Linked DNA regions of Homo sapiens: region 2 is linked to region 1. A link is an interaction called in ENCODE POLR2A ChIA-PET data of the cell type or tissue named here. Cell type or tissue: HepG2. All regions are shown on one strand. Each heading gives the region's core, and the rest is flanking DNA. Links, peaks and the distances in the headings are about the cores only.

Region 1 (15,658 bases), core at 3,376-11,375:
AAGGGAAGGGAGGAGGGAGGGAGAAAGGAAGGAAGGAGAGAGAGAGAGAAAGAGAGAGAGAGAAGAGGGAGGGAGGGAGAGAAAGAAAGGAGAGAGAGAAAAGAGGGAGGGAGACAGAGAGAAAGAATGAAAAAAAAAGAAAGAAAGGAGGGAAGGAGGAAGAGAAAGAAAGAAAGAGAGGAAAGAAAGAAAATTAGATACATGTTTGTGTGCTGCTAGAAAACTGTGTCATAGCATAACCAAAACTGTCACCTCAGCAATCCCTGGGGAGTGAGATGGGGTGGGGAAGCCCTTCTCTCCCTGCCCCAAGGCTACTGCCCTTGTTCAGTAAGCAGGCTGAGGCCCCACACCCTTCTTTCCGGTTCCTCACCTGGAGTACTTTCCTTGATCTTAACCTGACAACCTCCTTCTCACCATTCAGATCTTTGTTCCTTCCTTGACCACCTCATCCAAAGAGATACCCTGTCACTGTTCATAAAATGATTGTTTTTACCGCTTCCACTTCTCTCTCTGAAATCACTTTGTTTATTTATCTACTCAATGGTTGTCTGCCCCTCCCATGCCCCATGCAGGCAGGAACCACCTTGTTTCCCACTGAATCCTCAGAGAAGGACAGGGGACACAGAGCCCACAGATGTTAGGTGGTCAATGAATGAGGTTGGGTGTTGGTGGGGGGCTGGCTTTTTATTTTGTACACGTTTGTATTTTGCATTATTATTATTATTTTTTGAGACAGAGTCTTGCTCTGTCACCCAGGCTGGAGTGCAATGCTGTGATGTCAGCTCACTACAACCTCTGCCTCCCAGGTTCAAACAATTCTTGTGCCTCAGCCTCCCGAGTAGCTGGGATTACAGGCACCTGCCACCATGCCCCACTAATTTTTGTATTTTTAGTAGAGATGGGGTTTCACCATGTTGGTCAGGCTGGTCTCAAACTCCTGACCTCAAGTAATCCACTGGTCTCGGCCTCCTAAAGTGCTGCAATTACAGACGTGAGCCACCACACCCAGCCTGTTATTATTTTTTAACAAGATGGGGTCTCACTTTGTTTCCTAGGCTGGTCTCATACCCCTGAGCTCAAGGGATCCTTCCACCTTAGCCTTCCAAAGTGCTAGGATTTCAGGCATGAGCCACTATGCCTAACCCTGAATATGTCTGTATTTTTTTTAATAGGAGAAAAAGCATATACATTTATTTGATCATAGTTTTTTTGTGACATGGGAGCCTTCAGAATGAAGAGCCACAGATACAGAGGAAACTGTCCATTTTTATGCTTAGGTTCAACGAAGTGTACATGGCCGTGTATGTAGGGAAAAGAGAGATCAGACTGTTATTGTGTCCATGTAGAAAAGGGAGACATAAGAAACTCCATTTTGACCTGTACCCTGAACAATTGCTTTGCCCTGAGATGCTGTTAATCTGTAACTTTGCCCCAACCTTGAGCTCACAGAAACATGTGTTGTATGGAATCAAGGTTTAAGGGATCTAGGGCTGTGCAGGATGTGCCTTGTTAACAAAATGTTTACAGGCAGTATGCTTGGTAAAAGTCATCGCCATTCTCCATTCTCGATAAACCAGGGGCACAATACACTGCGGAAAGCCGCAGGGACCTCTGCCCTGGAAAGCCTGGTATTGTCCAAGGTTTCTCCCCATGTGACAGCCTGAGATATGGCCTCGTGGGATGGGAAAGACCTGACCGTCCCCCAGCCCGACACCCGCGAGGGGTCTGTGCTGAGGAGGATTAGTAAAAGAGGAAGGCCTCTTGAAGTTGAGATAAGAGGAAGGCCTCTGTCTCCTGCCTGCCCCTGAAACTGAACGTCTCGGTATAAAACCCGATTATACATTTGTTCAATTCTGAGACAGGAGAAAAACCGCGCCGTGGCGGGAGGCGAGACATGTTGGCAGCAATGCTGCTTTGTTATTCTTTTCTCCACTGAGATGTTTGGGTGGAGAGAAGCATAAATCTGGCCTGTGTGCACATCCAGGCATAGTACCTTCCCTTGAACTTATTTGTGACTCAGATTCCTTTGCTCACATGTTTTCTTGCTGACCTTCTCCTCACTATCAGCCCGCTCTCCTATCGCATTCTTCTTGCTGAGATAGTGAAAATAGTAATCAATAAATACTGAGGGAACTCAGAGACCAGTGCCAGAGCAGGTCCTCCGTATGCTGAGCGCCGGTCTCCTGGGCCCACTGTTCTTTCTCCATACTTTGTCTCGGTGTCTTATTTCTTTTCTCAGTCTCTCGTCCCACCTGATGAGAAATACCCACAGGTGTGGAGGGGCAGGCCACCCCTTCACATGTAGAAACAGGATTGCACAAAACGCTAATAGACTGAATAGAGAAACCCACCAAGACCCATCTGTGTAGATTCTTCTTGGCCTCTCTGTGCAGTGTTCCTTCCTCCAGGGTATGCGGCAAGACCCTCTCAAAGGGGCCTGGGTGGTGGGGGCTGTCTTATGACCTGTCTTGCCTAAGGTCATAGTGCAAGGTGATGAGACTAAAGAGGAACAGAGCACAGGCACAGAAGTATCTCAAAGCTTCCCCTCCGGTACCTCCCCAGCCTCTTTGGCCCAAACCCCCTGGCTAGCAACATTCCTATAGTTCCTCAGTGTCTCTTTGGTTCGGAAAAAAAACTTTCTTGCCTGGAGGCCTTTGCATCAGGGGGTCCCTTAACCATCACTCAGATCCTTCCCCTCTGCATGGCCAACTCTCATATGTTTGTATTTTTTAGTTTTTTGAGACTAACATGCATTACATGCATACCTTATTTATTTATTATTTTTTTATTTTTTTATTTTTTTGAGATGGAGTTTTGCTCTTGTTACCCAGGCTGGAATACAGTAGCCTGATCTTGGCTCACTGCAACCTCCACCTCCCCGGTTCAAGCGATTCTCCTTCCTCAGCCTCCCAAGTAGCTGGGAATACAGGCATGAACCACCTCGCCTAATTTTGTATTTTTAGTAGAGACGGGGTTTCACCGTGTTGGCCAGGCTAGTCTTGAACTCCTGACCTCAGGTGATCCACCCACCTCAGCCTCCCAAAGTGCTGGCATTACAGGCGTGAGCCACCGCGCCCAGCCAACATACATTACTTTTGCAAACAAAGATAAAACTCTTTTTTTATTCTTCAAAAGAATAAAAAAGCTCCCTGGTGGTCTAGTGGTTAGGATTCCAGGCTCTTACCACAGGGATCTTTTTTTTTTTTTTTTTTTTTGGGGACACAGTCTCGCTCTTTGCCCAGGCAAATATTGTGCAGTGGCAGAATCTTGGCTCACTGTAAGCTCCGCCTCCCGGGTTCATGCCATTCTCCTGCCTCAGCCTCCCGAGTAGCTGGGACTACAGGCACCTGCCACCATGCCCGGCTAATTTTTTGTATTTTTAGCAGAGACAGGGTTTCACCGTGTTAGCCAGGATGGTACCACAGGGTTCTTAAAAACAAAAAGAGGCCAGGTGCGGTGGCTCATGCCTGTAATCCCAGCACTTTGGGAGGCTGAGGTGGGCGGATCACCTGAGGTCAGGAGTTCAAGACTAGCCAGGCCAACACGGCGAAACCCTGTCTCTACTAAAAATACAAAAATTAGTTGGGTGTGGTGGCACACACCTGTAATCCCAGCTACTGGGGAGTCTGAGGCAGGAGAATCGCAAGAAACTGGGAGGCGGGGGTTGCAGTGGGCTATCGCGCCACTGCACTCCAGCCTGAGCGACAGAGGGAGACTCCGTCTCAAAAAAAAAAAAAGAGAAAGAATAAAAAAGCAGGTTACTGCAGCGGACTCTACCCTCACCAAGTTATCTTGGATTTAACAAGTTTCCAACTGAAAGCAATTCCCTCCAATACCAACTGGGGACCCTGAGACCAGAGAGGGGCTGGGCCTTGCCCAGGTTCACACAACACTAAGCAAGCCAGGCTGGGTCCCAACTCCCCTCCTCCCACTCAACCTGGGTACTTCTCGGGGGTTTCCCGATCCAAAGGAGGCCAGGAGCCGGGGTTGGGGATGGGGAGCGGAGACAGCGGTGAGGAGCGGCGGTGTGGCGGGCAGGGGGTGCGCAGACAGGGCGGAGAAGGTGCTGGTAACGGGGGCTGCGGAGCGGAAGGGTGCGGGCTGGGGAACCTCAGAGGGTGCGGGGAGGGAATAAGGGGCGTAGATGGTGCAGGGTAACGGAGGCGCGCAGTGAAGGCGGGTGACAGGGGCGCAGAGAGGTGCACAGTGAGACGAAGGAGGGAGAGGGGACGGCGAGGGCGACGGGAGATGGGGCGGGAGAGGGCGAAGGTGAGGGGGATAAGGGCGGGGACGGGGCGGGGACAGAGGCGGGTCGGGATGGTAGGGAGGGGCGGCCCGCGCGATCCCCGCCCCACCGCCCGGCGCTTGCGCACCTCCGCCCGAGCTCGCGGGCCTTGCGGCTGCGTTTTCAATCTGCTTCCTTGTGAGTCAGGTGGGTCCTGGGCCCAGGAACCGGCCCGGAGCCGTGGACGCCCTACAGCTGAGAAGGGGACCCAAGGGGTCGGCCGCGGCCAAGGCCCCTAGGACCGCCGCCCCAGCTCACGCTGCCGACGGCAGCTATAGACATTCTGCGTCAGGTCCGGGCTCCTGGACTTCGCCTTTCCCGAGCCCTGGAGGTGGGGAGAAAAGGTGAGCAGTTCGTGCCTGCAGCGCAGAGCCCCAAACCCGCGGTTTTAGAAATCGAAAAAGCCCTGCCGGGCGCGGTGGCTCACGCCTTTACCGTAATCCCAGCACTTTGGGAGGCCGGGGGGCGGGGTGGGGCGGGGGAGGATCACGAGTTCGGGAGTTCGAGACCAGCCTGGCTAACATAGTTGAAACCCCGTCTCCACTAAAAATACAAAAATTAGCCAGGTGTGGTGGCGCGCGCCTGTAGTCCCAGCTACTCTGGAGGCTAAGGAAGGAGAATCGCTTGAATCCGGGAGGCGGAAGTTGCAGTGAGCCGAGATCGCACCACTGTACACCTGGGTGACAGAGTGAGACTCTGTCTCAAAAAAAAAAAAAAAGAAAAAAAGCCGGCCGGGTATAGTGGCTCACGCCTGTAATCCTAACACTTTGGGAGGCTGAGGTCGGGAGTTCGAGACCAGCCTGGCCAACATGGAGAAACCCCGTCTCTACTAAAAATACAAAAAAAAAAGGAGCCGGGGATGGTGGCGCATGCCTGTAATCCCAGCTACTTGGGAGGCTGAGGCAGGAGAATCGCTTGAACCTGGGAGGCGGAGGTTGCAGTGAGCCGAGATCGCGCCATTGCACTTCAGCCTGGGCAACAAGAACGAAACTCCGCCTCAAAAAAAAAAAAAAAAAAAAAAAAAAGCCGTGGGTCAGGAGCCAGAGCCCTCTGCTCTAGTCTTAGCTGTGCCAATGTGACTCCCTGTGTGATTTGGGGGTAAATTACTGCCCCTCACTGGGTCTCTGTCTACCCACCTGCAAAATGAGAGGATCTTTGGATGAGTCTCCTTAATTCATTTCCTGGACAAACTTCCTCCAAGGCTCCCCCAGATTTACCAGTGACGCCCTTCCCTAAGTATCAACTTAGCCGTACTTTGAACTCTGGCCCCTCAGGTTTCAAGGGGACGGCCTTGTCTGGGATCAGCTCTGTCTGGGGAAAGAAGCTGCACCAGCCTCTGGATAGCAGGCTGAGTCACTTGTTTCTTGTGCCTTGAGTCAGTTCTCTCATCAGCTCTCCTCCTAGGCCAGTGTTATTACCTCCAGTAAAGATGGAAAAGTTGGGGTTCAGAGAGGGCTAGAGACAGACAGCCTGCTGTGTCCTGTCTTTTCTCCTGTGCTGTACAGGTTCACCAATTTTTAAAATCCAAATATATCTCATGGTACAGTGGAAGAACTGGCCAGAGAGTCTGGAAGTTTGGGTTCTGGTCCTGGCTGTGCCACTGACTCACTGTGACCTTGGGTAAGTACCTGCCCCTTTCTGGCTCAGTCTACTCTGCCCAGCAGCCAAGATATCGTTCATATGCTCTGCAAGGCCCCTTCTGTCTTTGACATCCCTAATAATGATAATAGCAATCATAATAATTGTGTCCTGTGTGCCAGACAGCTGGCCTCTGTCTACTTGCCCTGCCTCAGGGCCTTTGCACTTGCTATTTCCACTGACGGGAGCACTCACCTACCTCTGCTTCTTGCACATTCATTCTTCTGATCTCCATTGAAACTTGACTTGCAGGGCTGGGAGTGATGGCTCATGCCTGTAATCCCAGTACTTTGGGTGGCCAAGGCTGGGGGATCACTTGAGTCCAGGGGTTGGAGAGCAGCCTGGGCAACATAGTGAGACCCACCCCGCCCCACCACCCCACATCTCTACAAAAAGTTCAAAAATTAGCCGGGCATGGTGGCACGTGCCTGTAGCCCCAGCTACTAGGGAGGCTAAAGCAGGAGGATTGACTGAGCCTGGGAGATCGAGGCTGCAATGAGCCATGCACTCCAGCCTGGGAGACAGAGAGAGACCCTGTCTCACAAAAAAATTAAAAAAAATAAATAAAAAGAAACTTCACTTGCTTATGACATTCCCTAACTACACAGACTAGATGCGGTCCCTGGATTTAGATCCTTACGGTATCTATTGACTTCATTATATTTAAGTGTTTGTATAGTTCTTTGCCTAATATCCGTATCCCTGTTCTTCAGTGCCTGTAAATGCCCTAAGGGCTGGAAATCTATCCCATATGCTAGCAGCTAGCTCAAAAAGGTGCTCAGAAATTTGTTGTGGATTCAGAGTGACTTTCCTAGGGTCACACCATTGGCAGCACCAGAATTTGAACCCAGTCTGTCTGATGTCAGGGCCTGAGCTTCCACCTTACCTGCTATTTTTCATTCTAGGATCTTGTGCTGTGAAGACATTTCCCAAGTGCTTCATGTTAGCCAGCAAATCTGACCCACAAGGCCTGGAAAGAGGTGATTGTTAGGTTGCGCAGAGGTGGTCTTATCCAGCTCAGCTTCCCCTGGGACCCACCGTGGGACCTGAGGCAGAACTGGGGTGGACTTGGCCTCCTCCATGGCACACCGGCTGCAGATACGACTGCTGACGTGGGATGTGAAGGACACGCTGCTCAGGCTCCGCCACCCCTTAGGGGAGGCCTATGCCACCAAGGCCCGGGCCCATGGGCTGGAGGTGGAGCCCTCAGCCCTGGAACAAGGCTTCAGGCAGGCATACAGGGCTCAGAGCCACAGCTTCCCCAACTACGGCCTGAGCCACGGCCTAACCTCCCGCCAGTGGTGGCTGGATGTGGTCCTGCAGACCTTCCACCTGGCGGGTGTCCAGGATGCTCAGGCTGTAGCCCCCATCGCTGAACAGCTTTATAAAGACTTCAGCCACCCCTGCACCTGGCAGGTGTTGGATGGGGCTGAGGACACCCTGAGGGAGTGCCGCACACGGGGTCTGAGACTGGCAGTGATCTCCAACTTTGACCGACGGCTAGAGGGCATCCTGGGGGGCCTTGGCCTGCGTGAACACTTCGACTTTGTGCTGACCTCCGAGGCTGCTGGCTGGCCCAAGCCGGACCCCCGCATTTTCCAGGAGGCCTTGCGGCTTGCTCATATGGAACCAGTAGTGGCAGCCCATGTTGGGGATAATTACCTCTGCGATTACCAGGGGCCTCGGGCTGTGGGCATGCACAGCTTCCTGGTGGTTGGCCCACAGGCACTGGACCCCGTGGTCAGGGATTCTGTACCTAAAGAACACATCCTCCCCTCTCTGGCCCATCTCCTGCCTGCCCTTGACTGCCTAGAGGGCTCAACTCCAGGGCTTTGAGGCCAGTGAGGGAAGTGGCTGGGCCCTAGGCCATGGAGAAAACCTTAAACAAACCCTGGAGACAGGGAGCCCCTTCTTTCTCCACAGCTCTGGACCTTTCCCCCTCTCCCTGCGGCCTTTGTCACCTACTGTGATAATAAAGCAGTGAGTGCTGAGCTCTCACCCTTCCCCCACTAACCAGCTCCTAGCCTCTGCCCTCCCTCATTCTCATTCACACCTGTGTCCCTTTTCCACTAGGAGTCGACTTCACATCCAAAGGATTCACAGAGGGCCCCACTAGCTTCAAAACCAGGCACTTTCAAACTTGGTTTTAGCAGCAGAGTCCTTTAGTTATGGGCGATCTGAAACCCCATTATGCAAAACTAAAAACAGACCCTGAAAAACTGCTGGAGTTGAAGCAGAGGTGCTAAGGTCTCTCTTTCAGCTTCTGAAAATACCCTCTGGAAGCCTGGGGTCAGTGCTTAGTTTGAAAAGCAGGATGCTAAGCCATTCTGTAGGGACACTGTCCATTAGCACCACATAGTATGAAGGGGAGAATTTAAACAAGGAACCCCATGACAGTCATGAGAAGAAATCCTGTTGACATATGCCTGCCCCGTGTTAGGTAAGGTGCTGAGTTACCTCCATGCACATATAACCCTCAAAGCTACCTCGTTGGGCCTAGGTGGTTTGACCCCCTCCACAACTTTACAAATGAGGAAACTGAAATTCAGAGGTTAAGCAGCCTGCCCGAGGTCACAGCTAGCATGCAAAGACACCAGGATTCCATTTAGGCACATCTGAATCCAAAGCCCATTGGCTTGACCACTAGGTTGTAAGTAGATGAGGATGCTTGTCATGTGAAACGTGGTACAGTGGAGATTCTGGGAGAATAGGGGAGGTGTCCTAAAGAATATCAATCTCAAAGGGCACCCCAGTCGCAGAGACCAGTGTGGAGGTAGGAAAGTATGGGGAACAAGGACTGCAGTGTAGGGAATAGGTTTGGAGGGAGGGGGGAAGAACTGGAGGTTGAAGTAGGTTGGGTTTTTCAATTCCTTTTTTCACTTTAGGAGGCTGAGGCAGGAGGATCACTTGAGCCCAGAGTTCGAGACTAGCCTGGGCAACATGGTGAAACCCCATCTCTTCAAAAAATGTAAAAACTAGCCTGGTGTGCTGGCACACACATTTAATCCCAGCCACTCGGAAGACTGAGGCAGGAGGATCGCTTGAGCCCACAAGTTCTGTTACAGTAAGCTACGTGCCACTGCACTTCAGCCTGGGCAACAGAGTGAAACCCTGTCTCTAAAAACAAAACAACAAAAAGTTCTCCTGCCTCCCCACCTTCCCACACCGTTCTACTTGGTATTTGCTGGACATCTGTGTTCCTTGCCCAGTGCCAGAGGATACCACACATTAAAAACACAGGCTGGCAGTGTGTTCTGGTGCCAGCAGCTAGGGAGGGCTCTAGAATGGATGCTGAATTCAGTAGTGGCATTGGGGGTGGCTTTAGATGAGCAGGGGGATGAGGAGGACATTGCTGCAGCAGGCCGATGAACTGTGGAATGAAGGCTGCTGTGAGGAGCTGGGTTGGTGGATTGGGAGAAAATGGCATGGGGGCCTTCAGGTGCCAAGAAAAGCCTTGGCTTTGACCCAGATTTTTGAGCAGGGGCTGTGCCCAGGCAAAGGCAGGGAAGATCTCTTTGGGACTTGACCAAACCCCTTTTGGTCTGTTTTCCTTGGGACTGGCACCAAGGCCAGGCAACAGTAATTTCGTTGTTTTTTTTTTTTTTGAGATGGAGTCTCGCTCTGTTGCCCAGGCTAGAGTGCAGTGTTGCGATCTCGGCTCACTGCAACCTCCGCCTCCCAGGTTCAAGCAATTCTCCTGCCTCAGTATCCCGAGTGGCTGAGATCACAGGTGTGCACCATTATGCCCAGCTAATTTTTTGTATTTTTAGTAGAGATGGGGTTTCACCACATTGGCCAGGCTGGTCTCAAACTCCTGACCTCAGGTGATCCACCTGCCTCAGCATCCCTTTGAGACTCTGTCTCAAAAAAAAAATTAATAAACAGTGGTTTTCAAACTGCTCTGCAGCTCCCAAAGAAAGTGGGGAGGGCTCTGCCTTTCATCTTCTTTGGACGCAGGAGCCTAAAGTTGTAGGTAAGATTACTTTTGAAGAGAGTTCCTGGACAAAAGTTTGAAGACCACTGTTCTAGGGTGAACTCCTCATGGAGACAAACATAAAGGGACTTGCCTTGGGTCTTGGTAATGTCTCCAGGCTCTTTCCGCTACACTGAGCTGCGACCCACTTATTTCCGAGAATGCAATAAGGGTATGAAGACAGGCCAGCGTACAGTATACACCCAATTATCAACAAAGAACATGGAATAAATCTTCAATGCTTTTAAGACCTTTAATAATGCCCACGTGCCCTAAGGTTGGCCCTCTTAACTCCCTCAGCTCTTTCTGGCTTTAAGCCATCACCCCAGGTGTGCAGTTTATGTCAGAGGGGGCCATCAGGTAGGGAAACTTATCAGCTGCTCTAAGAGAAAAGGCCGTCCCTGCTATTATCAGTGGGCACAGGCTGGAGCTCAGCCAGCAGGGGCTACAGTCGGGTTACCTGGAGACATGATCCCCTGGTCCTCTGAGGGCCTAGGCAGGACATGGGGGAGGACACGGTCCCCCGGGACAGAGTCCTCTGGCCAGGAGCAGCCTTTCAGGTTGCTCTTGTGTGCTAGAAAAAAATATTTTCTCTATGTGCCATGTCATGAAAAAGACAAAAGCACTGAGTTAATGGGATGTGGAAACTTTAGCCACAGGCTTCTCTGCCTGTGAAGAGAGCATTTCTGCATGTGAACAGCTGGAGCAGGAGGCTGAATGGCAGTGCTTCTCCAGAGACCACAACATCCACCCAGTCACCTGTCCACCTACATTCACCTATCCATCTATCCATCCACTCACCTGCCAAATATTTATTGCATGCTCACTATGCACCAGGCACCATGCTAGATGCCAGAGACAAAGTGAAGACACCCTCAGAGGGGCAGATGCATGGTGGATTTGGGAGACTAAGGCCCAGGGAGTAGTAGGTTCCCCACAGGTACCCAGCACTCAAAGCAGCAATCTCCAACCCTTTGAATGCAAGGACTTTTTTGCTTATCTGTGGTGGCAGATATCACAAAAATTATACACAGACTTTTTTTTTTTTTTTAGCTCATCAGCTATCGTTAGTGTATTTTATGTGGCCCAAGAAAATTCTTCTTCAAATGTGGCCCAGGGAAGCCAAAAGTTTGGACACCTGTGATTTACAGGTTATGCCTAGATCTGAAACAGATCCCCATCCCTCCTAAAGCTGCCCACTGGTTATGGGCCCTGTTTCTCTTAGAAACACCACACACATCATTTGGGAAAAGCACACTGAGTAGAAACATGGCCTGAAAGGGTGGTGGGCGGTGGACCTGGCTTCCTGTGGCCAGAGGTCAGCGGACGATAGAAATGGTCTGATCGGCCACAGCAAAGACTGGGAAGAGGGGCCCCGGGAAGGACACATGATGGGCACAGAGCACTGTGCCGGAGGCTGGCTCATAGAAGAGCAGCTCCTGAACCTGCAAGTCCAGCACTACACCCAGCTGGGCTGGGCCCCGCAGCAGCCCCAGGGGCTCGTGCTGCCCATTGTGTGAGAAACGAAACTCCTGATCATAGCGAGAGAAGACCCAGGAGAAGGCATTGTGGCCCAGACGGCAGTCACTGCCAGAACCCTTGCGGGGCAGGTGGCCTGAAGCCACGCCCACCTTATAGGCACAACTGTTCTGGACATTCACCATCCAGGCATGGAGCCCATTCTGGAAGGAGGTGGCAGCCAGGGCATTGGGCCAGTGGTCGAAGCGCTCCGGGCCATCTGCACAGGCCTTTGACTTCTTGGTGCTGAAGGTCAGGGTCTTTCGATCATCTGACAATTGCAGGAAGGGGCTGACTGTCCTCTCATCGATCCGTATGTCCTCTGTGCCTGCCAGAAAGAATTCTCAGAGTTGCCGAGGGCCCACCCCTGCCCTAACCTGGTCCTGCCAGGTAGCAAAAGGTTCCTCACCACTCACTAGCATGGTGACCTCATATAAGCCATTTACTCTCTCTGAGCCTTGTCTGCAAAACGGGGGTCAAAATAGGACTTCTCACTGGGTGATCACGAGAATTAAACAGAATCATACATGTAAAGTGCCCAGCATGTAAGTGCTCTATAAACTGTAGCCTTCATAACAATAGTTACTATCAGTCAAGACCCTCAACTGTAAACTCTGATAGAAATAAGGCCCAGAGAGAAAAAGGGAGTTGCCCAAGTTTACACACTGACTTGGTGGGAGGGGCAAAATGAAGACAAAACATTTTGTTCCTATACGTAGCACTGATTATACTCTTTCTACTTGGTCATATCTGTGGCCTCCAGATTGGACGTGTCCTAGAAACACAGCCTCTGGGAGCTAGGAAGCATGAGATAAGCAATTTCTAGCAAATATCTAAACTGCTGGTAAATCAGGCATCATTTGATACCAGAATCTAGAGTAGAGAAGCTACAGCTTCTACCAAAATTGTAAGGATAATACGAGGAGGGAGGATTAAAACTGAAAAAAAAAAAAAATCAGTCTATTAACCTAACTGTTCCACGAATTGTGAAAGACTACCATTGGGAGAATGGAAGCTTCCATCTAACTTGGAGGAGGCCTGCTCTGGAGAACCTCTGTGCTAAATGGGAATTCCTGGAGGCAGAAGACCATGTCAGTTTACCTCTGTGGCCCCAGCATGTGGCACAGGGTGGGGCCCACAGTTGGCCTGAGTCAGTGTGTGTAAAGTGAATAAGTGAGGCAAATCAGGCAGTTTGATTCTTGGTCCAGATGTTCTTCAGTTGGCCATCAATTTTATCTTCTTAAAGAGAAACCCCAGGTTTCCAATAAATAATACTGGGCTGCCCTAGTAGGTCAGGATATAAGGAAGACATGACTTATAGGAATGAGATTTATCTTTGACCCAACCACAGAACATGTTAGTCCGGAAATGGGAAGGACTTGGCCCAGCTGCCCCAGGCCTGTCTGGAACCTTGACCCTACTGACCAGCCTGCATCCAGCATGACTTGTTTAAGCTATCATCTCAGAAGCACGGGTCCCCATTGTGAACCAGGAGTGAACCCCAGACAGACAGACAGAAGCCCAGTTGTCCTAATGGTCCTGGGCTCTACTGCTCCTAACCTGAGAGAGACCCAAGAACCGCCGTTGCCCAGAGTTGGGTCAGTAGTGGGCTCCGAGTGCACTTCTCATTAAAGTTTAACATTTCCGACTCCTGGGGATCCAAAATGCCCTCTGCTTCTTCGGTCCTTATATGGGGAAAAACAGAGACAGAGATTCAGGATGGTTCTGGAAATATATCTGGATCAATATGGGGTGAAGAGAAGAACAGAAGTAAAATCTCCTATCAGGCGATACCAAGATTGGCAGCTAGGGCCAGGTGCAGTGGCTCACCCCTGTGACCCTAGCACTTTGGAAGGCCTGATGTGGGAGAGGATCACTTGAGCCCAGGAGTTTGAGACCAGCATGGGCAACATAATAAGACTCCATCTCTACAAAAAATTTAAAAATTAGCTGGGTGTGGTGGCATGCACCTGTAGTCCCAGCTACCTGGGAGGCTGAGGTGGGAAGATTGCTTAAGCCCAGGAGTTCGAGGCTGCAGTGAGCCAAGATCATGCCACTGCACTCCAGCCTGGGTGACAGAGTGAGACCCTGTCTCAAAAAAAAAAAAAAGAGTGGCATCCAGGCCCCACACAGGTGCTTGGGCCAAAAGGGAAGGTGGCCATTTCCCCTGTGCCCCCCAGAAGCCTTAATTTTAGCAAAGCTGGTGGACAGTTTATAGGAAGATGTGTTCTTGGTGCCAGTATTAGAAATTGAAGGTGGTGTGCTCTGCAGAGGAAGCAACTTGCCAGAGTCCCTCAGTAAGTTAATGGCAGAGCTGGGGCTAAGACCTCCTGGGCCTCTGGAACCCCTGCACGATAGTCTTTCTACTCCAACATCTTGCCCTTGCCTGGAAAATATCTCACCTCCCTCTCAGACCTGTTGGGGCAGTCATGTTTCCCTGGGTTTTGTCAGAAGGTACAGCCACTCCTCTACTTTAAAAATGCAAACACCTGAGGGGTCCACAGAGGAAAGGGCCATCAGTTATCACCCCAGCCACAAATGAATCATGGCACTGTGTGCTCTCAATAACTCTCCCCTCAGCTCACAATGGGGGCTGGGTTTTGCTGGAGAGGTATTTTGGGACAATATGATGCCTAGGAGTTGAAAACTGCCATGTATCAGCAGTGAGGGCCTGGGTTTGCTGTTTTCTCTACAGAATCATACCTCAACTTTGCTATAACCTGGGAGGTAGTGGTTATCTGATTTAACAGGACAGAACAGATTCAGAGCTAAAAAGGGGAGCTAGATTCAAGTCATGCCTCCATGCAAAAATAGAACAAAACTGGGATGAAGCCCAGGCAGCATTCAACATAATTTTTTCCTTGACCTGAAGTGAAATCTCAAAGGAATATAGGGCAAAGTAGGGGTTTACCATGGAGCTTTGCAGCCTTTTGACCTAGGTGCTGAGAAAGACCTTTCCTACTGCCTCCAATCCTGAAGATGGCGTTGAGATCAGGCAGTGGTTCCGAGTACACACACTCTCTCCCCATATCTCATGGCTCTGTGCATAAATGGAGTGGGCACAGGGGTGGGGCATGTGCCCTGATGGCTCTTTGCAAGACTGTCACTGTTCTGTCTTGGGAGGTATAAGGTGAACAGAACCTTAGAAATGCTGGGAGCAAGCTCTAGTAACAAAGGCTCTTTGTGGTCAGGACAACAGAGGGTCTATTGCCATCTTCTCAGAACGCAGGAGCTCCCGCCAACAGGTGGGGAAGAAAGAGGAGCTGATGTCAGCGGTGCTAAGCTGTCATCCCAGGGCAAATGTGAGGCTGAACATAGTGAAGTCTACAGCGAACCACCCGGGCTAGCTGCCCTATGGTACCGAAGACAAAACTCATGGCCCCAAAGGGGTGGAAATGAAAAAGGGCCTGAACACAGCAGGCCCTGGCCAGGATCAGAATGCCCAGATGGTGCGGCAGGATCTGCTGCAGTGTCCAGTCAGAGTTGAGCCCAGCTACAAGCGTGGAAACACCAGAGCCAACAAGGCACTTCTCAGATAAGTGAGTTTCCGGCTAGATGGGGCTTCACAACTTTTGAACACTACTTTGAGAGTATATTCGCTCAGCCTGGGGGCATAAAGAACTACAGACAAATCTGGAACTCTATGGATAGGCCTTTCAATAGTAGTATGGGCTTAGCAATGCTCGGACAACTTTGTATGTATTGTAGGACTGAGCAAATACTGATGTTGTTGGGGGCTGGAGTCCTCACTGTAAAATAACAAAAGGTACAAATGTAGAAAGGGAGAGGGCAAAGGAAAAACCTTGAGGTGTTACATTGGAATTAGAATCTGTGATACAGGCTGGGCATGGTGGCTTATGCCTGTAATCCCAGCACTTTGGGAGACTGAGGTGGAAGGATCACTTGAGGTCAAGAGTTCGAGACCAGCCTGGCTAATATGGTGAAACCTTGTCTCCACTAAAATTACAAAAATTAGCTGGGTGTGGTGACACATGCCTGTAATCCCAGCTACTTGGCAGGCTGAGGCAGGAGAATCGCTTGGACCCAGGAGGTGGAAGTTGCAGTGAGGCAAGATTGCGCCACTGCACTCCAGCCTAAGTGACAGAGTAAGACTCCATCTCAAAAAAAAAAAAAAAAAAAAGAAGCTGTGACACAAACTCATGCATCAAACAGCTACACACACACACACACACTCTCTCTCTCTCTCTCTTTCTCTTTCTCCCTTCCTAGTTCCATCTGCTATA
Region 2 (15,658 bases), core at 3,529-11,528, 260 kb before region 1:
CCAGAAAAGTATACAAATAGACAATAAGCACATAAGATGCTTAACGTCATTTGTCATTACAGTCATTAGACAAATACCAAAAAAAAATGACAGTGAGATGGCAGGACACACACACACCAGAATGGCTATAATTAAAATGAATGACAGTATCAAGTGCAGACAGGATGTAGGGCAACTGGAATTCTCATATGTTGCCGGTAAGTATGTAAAATGATACTTTGAGAACCGGTGAATAGTTGCTTTGAAAGTTAAGCATTCATTTACCACATAATCCAGCAATTCCACTCCTAAGCATTTACCGTAGAGCAGCCATGTCCAACTCTTTGAATGCAAGGACTTTTTTGCTTATCTGTGGTAGTGGATATAATGAAAATTATGCATAGAATTTTTTTTAAGCTCATCAGCTATCGTTAGTATTAGTGTATTTCATGTGTGGCCCAAGACAATTCTTCTTCTTCCAGTGTGGCCCAGGGAAGCCAAAAGGTTGGACACCCCTGCCCTAGAGCAATAAAAACATGCGCCCACATAAAGACTTGTCCACATAAAAACTTGTCCACAAATGCTCATAGTAGCTTTATTCATAATACAGTACTCTCAAACTGGAAATAATCCAATGTCAATGAAACAGTGACTGTATAAGCAAACTGTGATATAGCCATACAATGTACTGCACAGTCAAAGAAATGAGCTACTGATATACACATGAATGAATCTCAAAAACATTGTACTGGCTAAAAGAAGCCAGAAACAAAATATCATCGGCTGTATGATGCCACTCACATGAAACACTATAAAAGGCAAATCTAGTCTATTGTAACAGAAAGCTGATCCATGTGGACCCAGGCCAGGGGTGGGAGGTATTGACAGGGTGAGTTATGAGAGAATTTTTAGAGGAGATGACAATTTTCTATATTTTGATCATGGTGGTGGTTACATAGACCTATAGATTTGTCAAAACACATTAAAACATGCATTCAAATGGATACATTTTATTGCCTGTAAAACTGTATCTCATTAAGATTCCCTTTTAAAAAGTAAACAAAACGTTTGTGGAAGGCAAGCAAGACTGTAGAATTAAGTTTAATCCTATAGCATTTACTAAGGACCTACAATGTGTCAAGTTCCTGGGAAAAACACGTCATGGGAAAGATAAATATAGTCCTGCTTTCAAGAAACTTGCAGCAGAGTCGCTGCTGTGGAGGTTGGTATCATAGAAGGTTAATAAGTAGAGTCCTGTCCTGTACGGAAGTTGGTTCTAAGGTCAGCACTAGGGCCGGGCATGGTGGCTCACACCTGTAACCCCAGCACTTTGGGAGACCAAGGCGGGCAGATCACTTGAGGGCAGAAGTTCAAGACCAGCCTGGCTAACATAGCAAAAACCCATCTCTGCTAAAAATACAAAAATTAACCATGCATGGTGGTGCACTCCTGTAATCCCAGCTACTCAGGAGGCTGAGACACAAAAATCACTTAAACTTGGGAGGCGGAGGTTGCAGTGAGCTGAGATCAAGCCACTGCACTCCAGCCTGAGCGACAGAGTGAGACTCTGTCTTGAATAAATAAAATCAGCATAAAAGGAGAACACTGGGCACCATTAAAATTATCCCTGAAAATTCTTTATGGAATTTCGCCATGTTGAAGCCCAACATTCTATAACATCTCTCACTATGTCCATCACAGCCAGCCTTTCCCCAGCACGGATCTGACTGCAGTTTCTTTGGTTGAATGCAAGATGGTTGGCTTACTGGGGCCTTGTCACGCACACAAGTGCACGCACCCACATTTGTGGGTTTTTTTCTCTTTTTTTTTTTTTTTTTGAGACGGAGTCTTGCTCTGTTGCCAAGCTGGAGTGCAGTGGCACAGTCTCAGCTCACTGCAACCTCTGCCTCCCAGGTTCAAGCGATTATCCTGCCTCAGCCTCCTGAGTAGCTAGAACCACAGGCTCGCGCCATCATGCCCATCTAATTTTTGTATGTTGGCCAGGATGGTCTCAATCTCTTGACCTCGTGATCCGCCCGCCTCTGCCTCCCAAAGTGCTGGGATTACAGGCATAAGCCACCGTGCCCGGCCTTTTTTCTCTTTTTTTCTGAGACAGGGTCTCACTATGTCGCCCAGGCTGGAGTGCAGTGGTACAGTCTCAGCTCACTGCAACCTCGACCACCCAGGCTCAAGCAACCCTCCTGCCTCAGCCCCCCAAGTAGCTGGGACTACAGGCATATGCCACCATGCCCAGCTAATCTTTGGTATTTTGATAGAGACAGGTTTTGCCATTTTGCCCTGGCTGATCTCAAACTCCCGAGCTCAAACAATCCTCCTGCTTCAGCCTCTCAAAGTGCTGGGATTACAGGTGTGAGCCGCGGTGCCCAGCAGCACACGTGTTTTTAAACACTAGATCCACACTCAGTCTGGAAAGATGGCACCTCGGAACTAACACCTCCAGGAAGAATGGAAGAATGATAGACTCTGGTCTCCAATCTCGCACTCACTCCAGGCCATACATTCCCTGGGTGGAGTGGAGGACGGAACCATCCACAGCATTGACCATGTTCAGATTCTCTCCTATTCTCATTCTCTCGCTCTCACTCTTTGAAACCTCTTAGATGATTGTAGAGCGTGTCCTCCACACCACTCAGCAAGGAAGGAAGGCCTTGGGGTGCAGAAATGACGTGATGCCATTGTCCCAGCCCTGGGTGTGCTTACTGTGGCAAAGCTATGGTAAGTTGCGATGTTGGTGCAAGAATGAACACACCATCCAATGAGACAGAATCCAGAAGCAGACCCACACATACCCCAGCAGGGCTGGGGATGCTGGAGCCAGATGCAATCAGAGTTGATTTATGACAACTGTGATGTGGTGGGGAAAGGATAGTGTTTCAACAAATGATGCTGAGTATGGATGGAGGCAGACACATAAACATCCATGATCCAAGGCTAAATGCTGCAAAGGATGAAGGCAGAGAGTTCAGGGATGAAGAGAGGGCTGCGTGTGCATGTGCGTGTGTGTGTGTGTGTGTGTGTGTGTGTGTGTCGCTAGAACTTGAAAGATACAATCTAAAATGTATATGGAAACTCAAAGGGCCAAGACGCTCTTGAAGAAGAATAACAACATAGAAGACTTGCCCTACCAGCTGTTTAGACTTAGCATAGCACAGGGTATCGTAAATTAAAGCTACGGTAAGCTGTGATGTTGGTGCAAGAATGAACACACCGTCCAATGAGACAGAATCCAGAAGCAGACCCAGGCATAGATGGACACATGATTTATGACAATTGTGATGTGGTGGGAAAAGGATAGTGCTTCAACAAATGATGCTGAGTCTATCGGATATCCATATGGCAGGGAAAAAATGAACCTTGACCCCTACTACACGCCACAAAAAAAAAACCCACTGCAGATCTAAATATAAAAAGTTACCATAAAGCTTTTAAAAGATATTATGAACTTGAGGTAGGAAAGGATTTCTTAAAAACCATGAAGCATAAAGGAAAAATTTGATACGTTTATTACATTAAATGTTTATATGCCTGATCACCAGAAAGTGCAATTAAGAAAGTGAAAAGGCATCATTGGGTGCAGTGGCTCACACCTCTAATCCCAACACTTTGGGAGGACAAGGCGGGAGGATCGCTTGAGCCCACGAGTTTGAGACCAACCTGGGCAACACAGGGTGACCCCATCTCTACAAAGAATAAGAAAAATTAGCTGGGTATGGTGGCATGTGTTGTAGTCCCAGCTACTTGAGAGGATGATAGGGGAGGATCACTTGAACCTGAGAGTCTGAGTCCACCAGCCTGGCCAACATACCAAGATCCCATCTCTAAAAAATTTAATAAAAATAAATAAGTAAATAAAAAGAATTTTTAATGGGTAAAATTAAACTCTGTGGTTTAGGAATGCCTATGTAGATGCAAACCTATAAAATAAAGCAAAAAAAATTATCAAAAATCAACTAACTCTAGTAGAGACAGAAAGGTGCACTGGGGGTTCTAGTTGCTGATAATGTTCTATATCTTGACCTGGGTGTTAGTTAGGTGGGTGTTTGCTTTAAAATTATTTGTTAAACTATACACATATGTTTATACCCTTTTCTCTCTATATGAAATATTTCAAAATAAAAATATCATAAAATATAACATAAAAGAAAATGCTGGGAGATGCGCACTTGAGAGGAAAACTAAATGTGCCCGAGGCAATCAAGGAAGACTTCATGGAAGAGGGAGTTCCTTCCTGCATACTGAGAGTCCTCCACATGCTAGACCCTGGGATGACAAAGGTAACCAAATACAGGCTCCCTGTCCCCATGGAATTTACATTCCAGGAAGGGAGACAGGCAGGAATCAAATAAACATGCTGTAAATGCTTAAATTGCAGACCGAAATAATGGCCGTATGGATCTGTTCTTACACTGCTATAAAGAAATACCTGAGCTTGGGTAATTTATAAAGAAAAGAGGTTTAATTGGCTCACAGTTCCACAGGCTGTGTAGGAAGCATAGCAGCGTCTGCTTCTGGGGAGGCCTCAGGAAACTTACAATCATGGCGGAAGGCAAAGGAGGAGCCAGGACCTCACACGGCCAGGGCAGAAGGAAGAGGGAGTGGGGAGGTGCCTCACACTTTTCAATGACCATATCTCAGGAGAACTCACTATCACGAGAACAGCACCAAGGGGGAATTCTGCCTTCATGAGCCAATCATCTCCCACCAGGCCCCACCTCCAACATTGGGGATTATAATTCAACATGAGATTTGGGTGGGGACACAGACCCAAATCATATCAGTGGCCTTGCCTGTAAAGTCCATGGGCCCTCACTCTGTATATGCTGGAGATGCCGTCTGAGCTGAGATTTGAGGGGTAGGCATGGGTTGCTCAGAATGGTGAGTGGGAGGGGGCAGAGGGTGCAGCACCCAGTAAAGGTCTTCAGGAGGGCAGGAGCTTTGCTGCGTCCCGTCAACCCACAGCTGCCGAAAGGTCACATGGCCAAGTGCAGAGAACCAGTGAGGGAGTAGCATGAGATAAGCAGCATGGAGAGGTGGGAGAGGATATTTGAACTGGGTTTTGAAGGGTGGATAGGAGTTCACCAGACAAATTATGAAATCCTTAGGGACTTGGAATTCTGTGTCTTGCTCACCTATGTCTCCTACATAGTCGTGCTCAGTAAATACTGTTTCTCCTGGAACGTGAAAAGCTAGAGAATAGAAGAATGTAGAGGTTATAAAACTGAGACCACTGGTCTTGACCTCAGAGGAATGGAGTGCAACTGGGGCAGAGAGCTTCCTTAGCATCCTGGGCTCTGTCTCCTCTGTCAGCAGCTTTAGTGGTCCAGTGAAGTCACCAACAGAAGGAGGTGGCAGCTGAAAAGGATGACTCCAAGAGACAAGCCATTTGCTTCTGGAAGCAGCGGACAATGTTGCCCTACCCGTCACCACCACCATGAGGCTGGCTTGCACCATCTCTGCCACACCCCTAACCCAAACCCCAGGGTCCCATGAGGGTGACAGCAGCAGGGCTGGGGATGCTGGAGCCAGACGCAATCAGAGTGGACAGCCGCAGCTGCGGTGGCTTCGGAATCTGGTTGTTAGTGGGCGGCTGAGGGAGCCGTGCTGTCTCCCCTGTGTTTACTTGGCTCCAGTGAGGAACTGGAAATTCGATCTCCGTGGGGACCAGGCCCTGGTTAGCCCCTGCCTGGAGTCCAGTGGAGTCAGCCTCTCAGAGCTGCTCAGAGGCCATCCTGTTATCTGAGGAAACTGAGGCCAGGGAGCAAGTGGAGAAGGGACTCTCCCAATCATAAACTGAGTAATAACAGCCGCCATTTAGGGGGTGCTCCTGATGTGCCAAGCACTGGGCCAAATGCTTTCTATATAATATCCCTGCAAGGAAAGTATTATTATTCTTGTTTAACAGTTGGGGAAACTGGTGCTCAGAGAGGGCAAGTAATTTGCCCAAAGTCACACTAAGCTAGAACCAGATTGGCATCCAGATCTGCCTGATTGCCAGTGTCTCTAATCAGCCTGCAATCCTGCCTGCAAGGGCAGTGTTCAGCATGTGACTGGGGCTCCTCAAAGATCTCTGTCCGCAGTGAACCACCCCTCTATAGCTGATCCTGGAGTTGGGGACGTCTCTTCTCACCTGGCCTGCCCACCTTCTCACAAGGAGGCTTCACACCTAGTGCCCTCCCTAAGCCCACCTTTCTTGAGCCCCTGCAGCTCTGTCTGGCACTCCCACTGCCTCTATTTACTTATTTATGTTTCTTTCTTTTTTTTTCAGGCGTGGGATTCAAACTCGTGTTTCCACGGGAGACTGCATCCTCTGCCTTTATGTCCCTGGAATGGGTCTGGGACTTTGAGCTCCCAATGACAGGAATTCCTTTTCTAAACTGGCCATAGAAACTGTATAACTATGAGAAATGGGTTCTGTCCTGTTGTTCCTGATCCACAGCCTCCGACCACCACCATGTAGCACAGCTCCTGACACAGAGAAGGAATAAGAAAGGCCCCCAGCCTGGGCACCTGGCACGGGTGTCTGTGGCACAGCAGAGAAAGCTAGATCTGCTGCTAACGGCTGTGTGAACCTGGGCAAGAGATGCAACCTCTCTGAGCCCACAGCCCCTCTAATGATATTGACTTTTCACCACACACTCCGTGATCTCATGCAGGCAAAGGATTTGGCCCTCAGTGTGTGCTCAAGTTTAATGTCCTGGATTTGAACTTTGACTTTTTTTTTCCTTTTGTTTTGGATTTTTACTCTCTAGTTTTCAGATTCTTCCAGCAATGTACTACAAATTTCTGGGGAAACGGAACCATGTGCCCCTGCCAAGATGCCCAGTGCAGTACCAGCAAGATGGCCAACGCCTAGAGCTCCCTTGTTGATCTGAAACCTCCCCTTTTCCTTACTTCTCCCTCTGTTCAGAATGTGTAGACTTCTCTAAGCTTTGTTAAACCTGTTTACAACTTCAGGCCAAACCCCTCTCAGTGTAAAAGGATCCAAGTGACTACTTTATCTGGTTGAACTAAGTGTCTAACTGTAATCCCTCTTGTAATTTGAGCCCATTTTCTCACATTCGGTCAGAGGTATGGGACCAGCTGTTCTTTCTCCTCTGGGAATCCTGTGTCCTAAGCAGGAAGAAAGCACCTACACCCCACAACCCAGGAATCTCCCTCGTACCTTTCCTACAGGAAATTCCTGCCCCACATTGCTTTCCTCTCTTTGATGTAGCCATGCTTCTTTGAGCCAGTCCGTCATCCACCAGGCCTTTTAGGGAAATGCTCTGAGCTTTCCCAGCTTGGGGAATTCCAAGGAAATCGAATCAGACCTCCACGACCCTCCCCACCGCACAGGAAGGAACCTAGCCAAGGCCCCTTCTTGGATAGATGGGGAGCGAGAAGGTCACCCAGTGTGTTGGTGGCACAGCAGGTTCCTGACTCACTGTCTGCTGCTCCCAGGCAACTGGGCCCACCTGTGGAGCCCTCGGTCCCCCTGTCCCCTGAGTCAGGGTCCCCTCCAGCCAGTCTCAGAGAATAGAGGGTCAGGCTTTCTTGCATAAAGAATGTCAGGTATCTAGTGGTCTCCAAGCCTCCAGCCCTACTGTCACTCTCCTCCTGGAATTTCATGCCCATGTCCTGTGTCAACATTTGTGACCTCAAGTGCAGACTGTTCCTCATGGGATGGTGAAGGAAAGAAAGCAGTGTCAACTCAGCACATCTACACACACATACGCATGCGCACGTGCACACACACACACACCGCTCCACGTGCGTTAAGCGCAACAAGGGGCCCTTGTGAATCTGCCAGGTTCTTAGCAATGCCTGGTGTTCAAACTCCATGACCCAGTCCTGGAAGCTCATCAGTAATCCCCACAATCCTTCCCAAAGCCCAAAACTGCTGCATCAGAGAGCTGAGTCCTAGAGCCAGGGACCATCTGTGCTCCTGCCCAGAGCAGAGTCCTCTTCCAATCAGCCTAGTGACAGACAGCTCATTACCTCTCAAGGCATCTTACTCCACTGTAGATGACTCAGGAGGCTGCCTGGAGGAGCAGAAGCAGGACTGTGCAGTCAGAGAGACCTGAGTTCAAACCCTGGCTCCAGTGCTTCATAGCTGTGTGACCTCAGGCAAGCCACTTCCCCTCTCTGAGCTTCTGATTCTTTTTTTTTTTTTTTTTTTTTTTTTTTGAGACAGAATCTCCCTCTGTCACCCAGGCTGGAGTGCAGTGGCACAATCTCTGCTCACTGCAAGCTCCGCCTCCCGGGTTCACGCCATTCTCCTGCCTCAGTCTCCCGAGTAGCTGGGACTACAGGCACCCGCCACCACGCCCAGCTAATTTTTTTGTATTTTCAGTAGAGACAGGCTTTTAGTGTGTTAGCCCAGATGGTCTCGATCTCCTGACCTCATGATCCGCCCACCTCGACCTCCCAAAGTGCTGGGATTACAGGAGTAAGCCACCGTGCCCGGCCAGCTTCTGATTCTTTATCTGTACGATGAGGAGTCAAATATTTGCCTTGTGGACTTGGTGTGAGCATTAGATGAGAAAGCATACTTGAAACCCAAATGTCAGCTGCCACCTCCCTGCCCCCAGAGACAATGGAGCATAGGGACCATTGTCTATGATCAATATCAACTAATATCAACTGAGAAGCAAGTCAGGGGCTGGGCTCAGTGCCCTTTCAGGATCCTGCTATTTCATCTTCTCAACGAAATCTAAGGAAGCACTAATGTTACCCCCATTTCACAGATGAGGAAGCCGACTCACTTAGAGAAGTGTGTGTGACTCGCCAAGGTCACATGGGTAGAAAGGGCAGGGCTGAGATTTGGGCCCAGGTACCCTGAACTGGGAACCTGCTTGTTTAACCACTGTAACTCACTCCAGGCCCATGGAAGTTGAAAGCCCTCCCCGAGATTTTTGTCATGAGGGCTCTTGCCTTCTCGTGGTCTCTCTGCTCCTCGCGACTGCCGCCTCTGAGTCAGACCAGCTGTGGCTCATCTGAGTGGCCCTTTCATCACCATCTCAGCGGCCCTTTCATCACCATCTCAGCTCCTCAGTATGTCTCCTAAGATAAACCATTCAGCCCCTTCCTCAATTACCAGGAAAAACCCATATTCCCAAGAAACATGTGGGTGGCTGTAGACCTAACTGATGATGGAATGTGGAGGCATGTTTACACTGCGGTACACGCTTCGCACTGAACATTTGACATCCCTGGTTTTCAGTATCTTTTTCTGCCCAACTCCGCACCTCCAAGAACCTTCCTCTGCCCACTTTGCCTCCTAGGGCCCCCACCTTCCAGGGGCCCAGTGTTCCACCCATGCCTTCTCCTCTCTCCTCTCCTCCCACGCCTCCTCCCCCTGCACCCATTCAGTCTTGCTCTCTCCGTCTGTTAAGACTAGGAATTCCAATCCCTCCAACCCTTAATCCCAAACCTTCCCACAGTCACACCTATCAAGGGGCCTTCCAGTTAGCCAGACCCACCCTGTTATGGGACAGTCTTTGAGGGACTTCTTCATTCCTTGGCTCTGTGCCTGTTGACTCAAGTGATGATAGTTATATTAGCATAGAAAAATTCTTCCTCAGATTAAGTAGCAATGAGCTCCTTTCCGATAACAATCTTAAAATATCAAAAACCACAGACCTGGGAAATGATCCTGCCCAGAATTTCTCAATGAGACACAAATGGCCTTCACGACGTGAGACTATCCCGTGCACTGCAGGACACTTAGAATCCCTGGCTTCTCGGCACTAATGCCAACAGCACCCTGCCTTCATCCTTGTGACAACCAAAAATGCCTCCCCATTTCCAAATTTCCCCATCTGTCACACAGGCACACTCATGCATAGCCCATGAACACACACACACACAGTGCATGGAGAACTAATCATGTCTTTGTACACACGGGCTCATGAGACCCAGAGAGGCAAAGGTCTCTGCCTGAGATCACATAGCAAGTGAGGTTGGAACACAGGACCAGCAGACTGGGGGAGAGCCTCTCTCCCAATATGCAGGCTGAGGCTGCCCTGCCACTAGGCTGGGAGCCAGAAGACAAGGGCCCTGTATTGCACCCCACTCCAGATTTTTGCAAACCCAATTCCCTGGACCCCTTCATAAGGACCAGCAGGATGCCAGACAGACACCAGCAGAGAAAACCTCAGCCTCTCATATTTTGAGGACTCGGCAGATTCTGCCTGGTTCCCAGTAAACCAGAAACATGGTCGTGAAGTGAGGTTAACGCGGAGTGCTGCCCGAGAAGGCTGAGCCAGCCAGCCCTCTCTGGGGAGGCAGAAATCCTTCCCGGAGCCTGAGACCCCTCCAGCCTGGCTGTGGGGAGTCAGCTGCTGTCAGCTGCCCAGAGATGAAGGTCAGGGGACAGGAGAGGGGATTTCCAGAACCCAAAAGCCAAGTGTGCCAGCAAGTCTATGCCTTCCAGATGTGAGGACATACGAGGCCAAACACAGCTCCAGTCTCATCCAGAGACACAGTGCCAGGAGACGGGGAGGCAGGCTCAAAGAGGAAGATGTGATCCTTGACTGCACCCCCTACAGTGCGCAGAGCACCCCCATTCACCTCTGTGAATCCTTATAGTGACCCTGCAAGGTAACCATAGCATCCCCATTTCACAGATGAGGAGATAGAGGCTCAAAAAGGCAAACTTGCCACCTACTAGCTGTGTGACCAAGAACATGCAATGTAACCACCCTGGGCTTCAGTTTCTCCTTCTGGATCATCTGGAGGGTATGGCCTGCCTTTAGGATGTTTTTGAGGCTAAACGAGGCAAACCTTTGTTATAGTAGCCCAATGCCTAGCTAGCAACAGGTGCAGAAATAATGCTATTGGAACCAGCAGGTTGAACAAGCCAGACTGGTAATGTAATCAAAAGCACAACTTTATTTTTGTGTTCCATTATCTCTTTAAAATGTAGTCAGTGGGACAACTCCAGGAAGGGTTGGGGGGGGCGACTTTTTTGCTGTCTTAGTAATGACAATTCCTTTAAATTGCAAACACAGTCCAAGGCAATCATGTCTATTTCTAGACCAGTGCAGAATTTTCTGGTCTAGAAATAGACAGAATGTCAGTTTCTTCTCACCTCCAATCCCATTCTCCAGGCTGCAGTTTCAACCTAGCGAAGGTTTGAGTAGTAAGGAAGAAAGAGGGTTAAAGCGAGTGCACAGAAGAGTTCTTTCTCAGGTCATTTTAAAATTGAGACAAACATGACATTTCTTACGTGTCTCAGTTTGTGGTTGCATCTGTATCTGCTACGCACACACACACACACACACACACACACATATTCTAATACTGTTACTTTTTAGGAATTCTCGTATGTATAGAGTATGGTAGATATTGCAGCTAAGTTATGTAACCTTGTGGTTTCCCTTTAATAAACCATGAACACCGTCTTCTCTCATTGCACATACTTTTAATTTATTTTTTGAGATACAATTCACATAACGTAAAACTCACTACTTTAAAGTGTACAATTCAGGCCTGGCACGGTGGCTCACGCCTGTAATTCCAGCACTTTGGGAGGCCACAGCGGGTGGATCACCTGAGGTCAGGAGTTCGAGACCAGCCTGGCCAACATGGTGAAACCTCGTCTGTACTAAAAATATAAAAATTAGCCATTAGCTAGGCATGATGGTGGGCGCCTGTAATCCCAGCTACTCAGGAGACTGAGGCAGAAAGAATCACTTGAATCCAGGAGGCAGAGGTTGCAGTGAACCAAGATGGTGCCACTGCACTCCAGTCTGGGCAACAGAGTGAGATTCTGTCACAATAAATAAATAAATAAATTGTACAATTCAGTGGCTTTTAGTATACTATGTTGTACAACTATCACCACTACCTAATTCTAGAACATTTCTATCATCCCCAAAAGAAATCTTATACCTATTAACAGGTCGGTGCAAAAGTAATTGCAGTTTTTGACGTTTTTTATTTTAAGTGGCCAAAACCGCAATTACTTCTGCACTGACCTAATACTAGCCAATCCCCAACTCCCCTTCCCCTCATTTCCTGGCAACGAATCTGCTTTCTATCTGTCTGCATTTGGCACCTGGATAGGTTATATAATTGGAATTCTACAACATTTGACTATTTGTAACTGGCTTCTTTCATTTGGCATAATACTTTCAAGGTTAAACATTTCAAGTTGTAGCATAAATCAGTACTTCATTCTTTTTTATGGCTAAATAATACTCCACTGTTTAGACAGATCACATTTTGTGTATCCCTTTAGCAGTTGATCAACATTTGAGTTTTTTCTACTCTTTGAAAATTATTAATCATGTGCTGTGAGCATTCATTTACAGGTTTTTGCGTGAATATATTTCCACTTCTCTTGGATCTATACCTCGGAGTGAAATTTCTGAGTCCTGTGGTCAATATTTTTTATTTTTTTCTCTTTTTGAGACGGAGTCCGGCTCTGTTGCACAGGCTGGAGTGCAGTGGCGCTATCTTGGCTCATTGCAACCTCTGCCTCCCGGGTTCAAGCAATTCTCCTGCCTCAGCCTCCTGAGTAGCTGGGATTATGGGCACGTGCCAACACACCTGGCTAATTTTTGTATTTTTAGTAGAGATGGGGTTTCACCATCTTGGTCAGGCTGGTCTTGAACTCCTGACCTCAGGTGATCCACCTGCCTCATAACTCCCAAAGTGCTGGGATTACAAACATGAGCCACCGTGCCCGGCCCCTATGGTAAATCTATGTTTAGTTTTTTGAGGAACTGCCAGATTCCACATCCACTTCCAATTTCTCCACATCCTCACCAAAAACAGTTATTTTCCCTTTTTTAAAAGTTACAGCCATCCTAGTGAGTGTAAAGTGGCAATTCATCATGGTTTTGATTTGCATTTGCCTAACGACTAATGCTGTTGGTCATGGATATGCTTTTAAATTATGATTTTAATTGCCATGCAAATTCCATTGTAGGTTACTATATTTTTAATTGGCTATTATTGAATATTCAAGTTGTTTCTATTTTTTCAAATTCACTCATACATATAAGCCTTTGTGAATCATAATCATCTCTGATTCAATGACATTCATCCATTCACTCACTTATTCAATAGCTATCTACCAAGCCAGGCCTGTTCTAGGTGTTATTGCACAGTACTGAGCAAGACAAAACAGATCTGATCTCTGCCCGCCTACAGCAGACGGTCCAGTGATTTATTAAATGTTTGTGCAAATAAGTCGATCAGCAGGCTGACAAGTATCAGTAAAGAAACACACAGGGCACATATGTAAGAGGAGCGCATCATTCAGAGTGGGTGGCCAGGAAAAGCCAGCCAGGGGTGGGAGATGGGGAAGAGCATTCCAAATAGAGGGAACAGCATATGCAAAGCTGTTGAGAAACTAACAGAGACCTGAGTGCCCGGAGACGGGGGCAAGAGCAAAGAGGGAGGTGAGGGCTAAGGTGGAGGGAATGGAAGCGGAGGTAGGCTGGACTGTGCTGATTGGCAGCCCGCTGCGGGAGGGCTGAATACATTGACAATTGTTTTATTTCCAATGTGCCATTTAAAAATAGCAAAGAAGGAATGAAGAGAAGGAAGAAGTGGGGGAGAGGGGATTTCTGAGGATGGAACACTTAAACAAATGGGGTCCTGCCCTATCTGTGCCTACACTGGCCAAGGTGAGCATCTGTCAGTTGTCCAGCCCGTCAGTCACCTGCCACTGTCTATGCCTAATCTCAACAGCTTACACCACACATGATACTGAGTGATCTCTACCCCTGGCCAAGTGGGTATTGTGACCTAACAGCAGTCAATCTTGAAGTTGGCCAGTGGGCTGAGAAGTGGCCTGGTGTGGTATAAAATATAAATATTTGGTCTTGGTCTCTAATTCCTGGCACAGAGCTCCTAAAACCCCTGAACGTATTGCCTTTCATATGCTAATGAGATGACTTATGGAGGAGCCCTAGAGAGCTTCATGATGAGGGCTGGTTACCCCCACACCCCCTACAGCCTCCATGGGGGTAAGATGGGCTGGAGATTGAATTCAATCGCCAATGGCCAATGATTTAATCCATCATAATGAAACTGCAAGAAAAACCCCTAAACAACAGGGTTTGGGAGCTTCAGGGCTGGTGAACACAGGGACTCGCTGGGAGGGCGTGGAAGCTTTGTGCAAATCCCCCATGTTTTGTTCCCTGCATCTCTTCCATGAGTCTGTTCTTGAGTAGTATCCTTTATAATCCACTGGTAATAGTAAGTAAAGCACTTGCTGAGTTTTGTGAATTGTTCTAGTGAATGATCTAACTAGAAGGGGAGGTTATGGGAACCCTGAAATTCAGAGCCAGGCAGTCAGATGTACAGATGGTCCCTGGACTTGTGTGTGACTGGTGGCTAAAGGGGGACAGCCCTGTGGGGCTGAGCCCTAAACCTTGGGGTCTGCACTAACTCCTGGAGTTGGTGTCAGAATTGAACTGAATAATTGAACACCTAGCTGGAGTTAGGGAATCAGAGACCTCATATAAGAACTCACTTAATCCTTGGCCTGTCCTGGTGGGGGACTTCCAAACCAATCAAGTCCTCCCTCTGGGAGCATTGAGTGTAAGTTAAGAAGTTGGGAGTGAGAGTCGAAGCAGGAAAGATTCACAAAGGGAAGCAAAGAGAAACTGGGCTACAGAAGCCATGAGCTCACCGGAACTGGACAGCAAGAGAAACTACAATGAGGCAGAGGCCTCAAGAAGCAGAAGGCATGTGACAGAAAGGGGAGGAGAAGATGCAGGAGAGGAAGGGCAAGCTTCCTCTACCTATAGGGGCAGGTAGAGGAAGAGGCAAGCTGATCACCAGAGAAGGGCTGGAGATGACAAATTAGCCTGGATCTGAACAACTCTCCACTTCTCCTAAGAGCTTTCTAGGCTCTGAGAGCCCTGGCTAGGCTACGGCTGAGGTTCTGTTTCCCTCATTTCCTCCTGGAGTCTGCTGCAAGTGACCTGGCAGTGTCTGCTCCTTACGCTGTCTCTGGTTCCAGGCACGTGGGCCTGGGCTTGGCTCAGAACTCCCCAGCCTCGTTTTGCAGAAAAGGGATCTAGGAGAAGGAGAAAGCTCTGTAGAAAGGCATAGGAAATCCTCAGGGCGGGGCCGCCATGGAGAACAGGGGTGCTGGGGTTGGCATAGGGGTCCAGTGGGTGCAGCTCAGAGATCCAGGAGCCAAGAAGCACAGATTTGACTCTGAGTCACTGGAGGCCCCCGAGAAAAGGCTGTGCCCTCTCTGGGTCTCAGTTTCCCCATCTCTGAAAGTAGGTGACTTCTGCATCCCATTCCAGCATGAATATTTGTTGAATCTGTGACATGAGAGGAAAAATCATTTGCAAAAGAAAGAGCCAGAAACTTAGAAATCCAGTAGGCCAACACATGTTTGAGAAACACAACATCGAACATTCAAGATAACTAATACAATTTCATTTCAAAAATCTGAAGTTTAAAACTGCATAACGTCGAGATATTTGAAATACTGGGCTCTGAGGGCCGGTGGGAGGAGAGGGCTCAGGTCTGCTGACGAATGTCCTCCTCTACACCAAGAGGACAGCATCCACTCCAAGGCCAACAGAGCCCCAAAATGAAATCCCTCAAATTCCACAACGTCAGAAGAGTTCAAGCTTCTTAAAGTTCCCCAGGTTTAAAGATGCTCCAGATTCTAAAATGTCCAAGATTTCAAAAGATCCTG

The links. ChIA-PET counts read pairs that join two places held together with the same protein. Peaks named below come from ENCODE experiments on the same cell type or tissue, not always from the same donor. Only the 100,000 strongest peaks of a DNase experiment are listed, where the experiment ranks them.
Region 2: POLR2A ChIA-PET joins it to region 1 with 6 read pairs; 3 of 35 experiments call an interaction of 5 or more read pairs at or near these places.

What each region holds. Positions count from the first base shown.
Region 1 is chr9:113,365,700-113,381,357 of GRCh38, reverse strand. BSPRY (B-box and SPRY domain containing) reads right to left here. Exons shown (of 6, transcript NM_017688.3): 5 at 12,975-13,099; 6 at 10,136-11,742. The coding sequence ends at 11,216. HDHD3 (haloacid dehalogenase like hydrolase domain containing 3) reads left to right here and starts at 4,372. Exons shown (of 3, transcript NM_001304509.2): 1 at 4,372-4,629; 2 at 5,791-5,905; 3 at 6,829-7,936. The coding sequence starts at 7,004. The coding sequence ends at 7,759. RefSeq lists enhancers at 206-265, 10,939-11,439, 11,440-11,940 and a silencer at 4,001-4,520. In HepG2, for the core only: no CTCF peak of the experiment used is centred there; a DNase peak (open chromatin) is centred at 4,367; H3K4me3 peaks cover 2,189 bases.
Region 2 is chr9:113,626,252-113,641,909 of GRCh38, reverse strand. LOC105376222 (a long non-coding RNA gene) reads right to left here. Exons shown (of 4, transcript XR_007061739.1): 4 at 13,119-15,275. Among named protein-coding and RNA genes, the nearest start is that of RGS3, 170 kb to the right of the region's middle. RefSeq lists an enhancer at 9,672-10,235. In HepG2, for the core only: no CTCF peak of the experiment used is centred there; DNase peaks (open chromatin) are centred at 5,589, 7,169 and 7,739; H3K27me3 peaks cover 1,600 bases.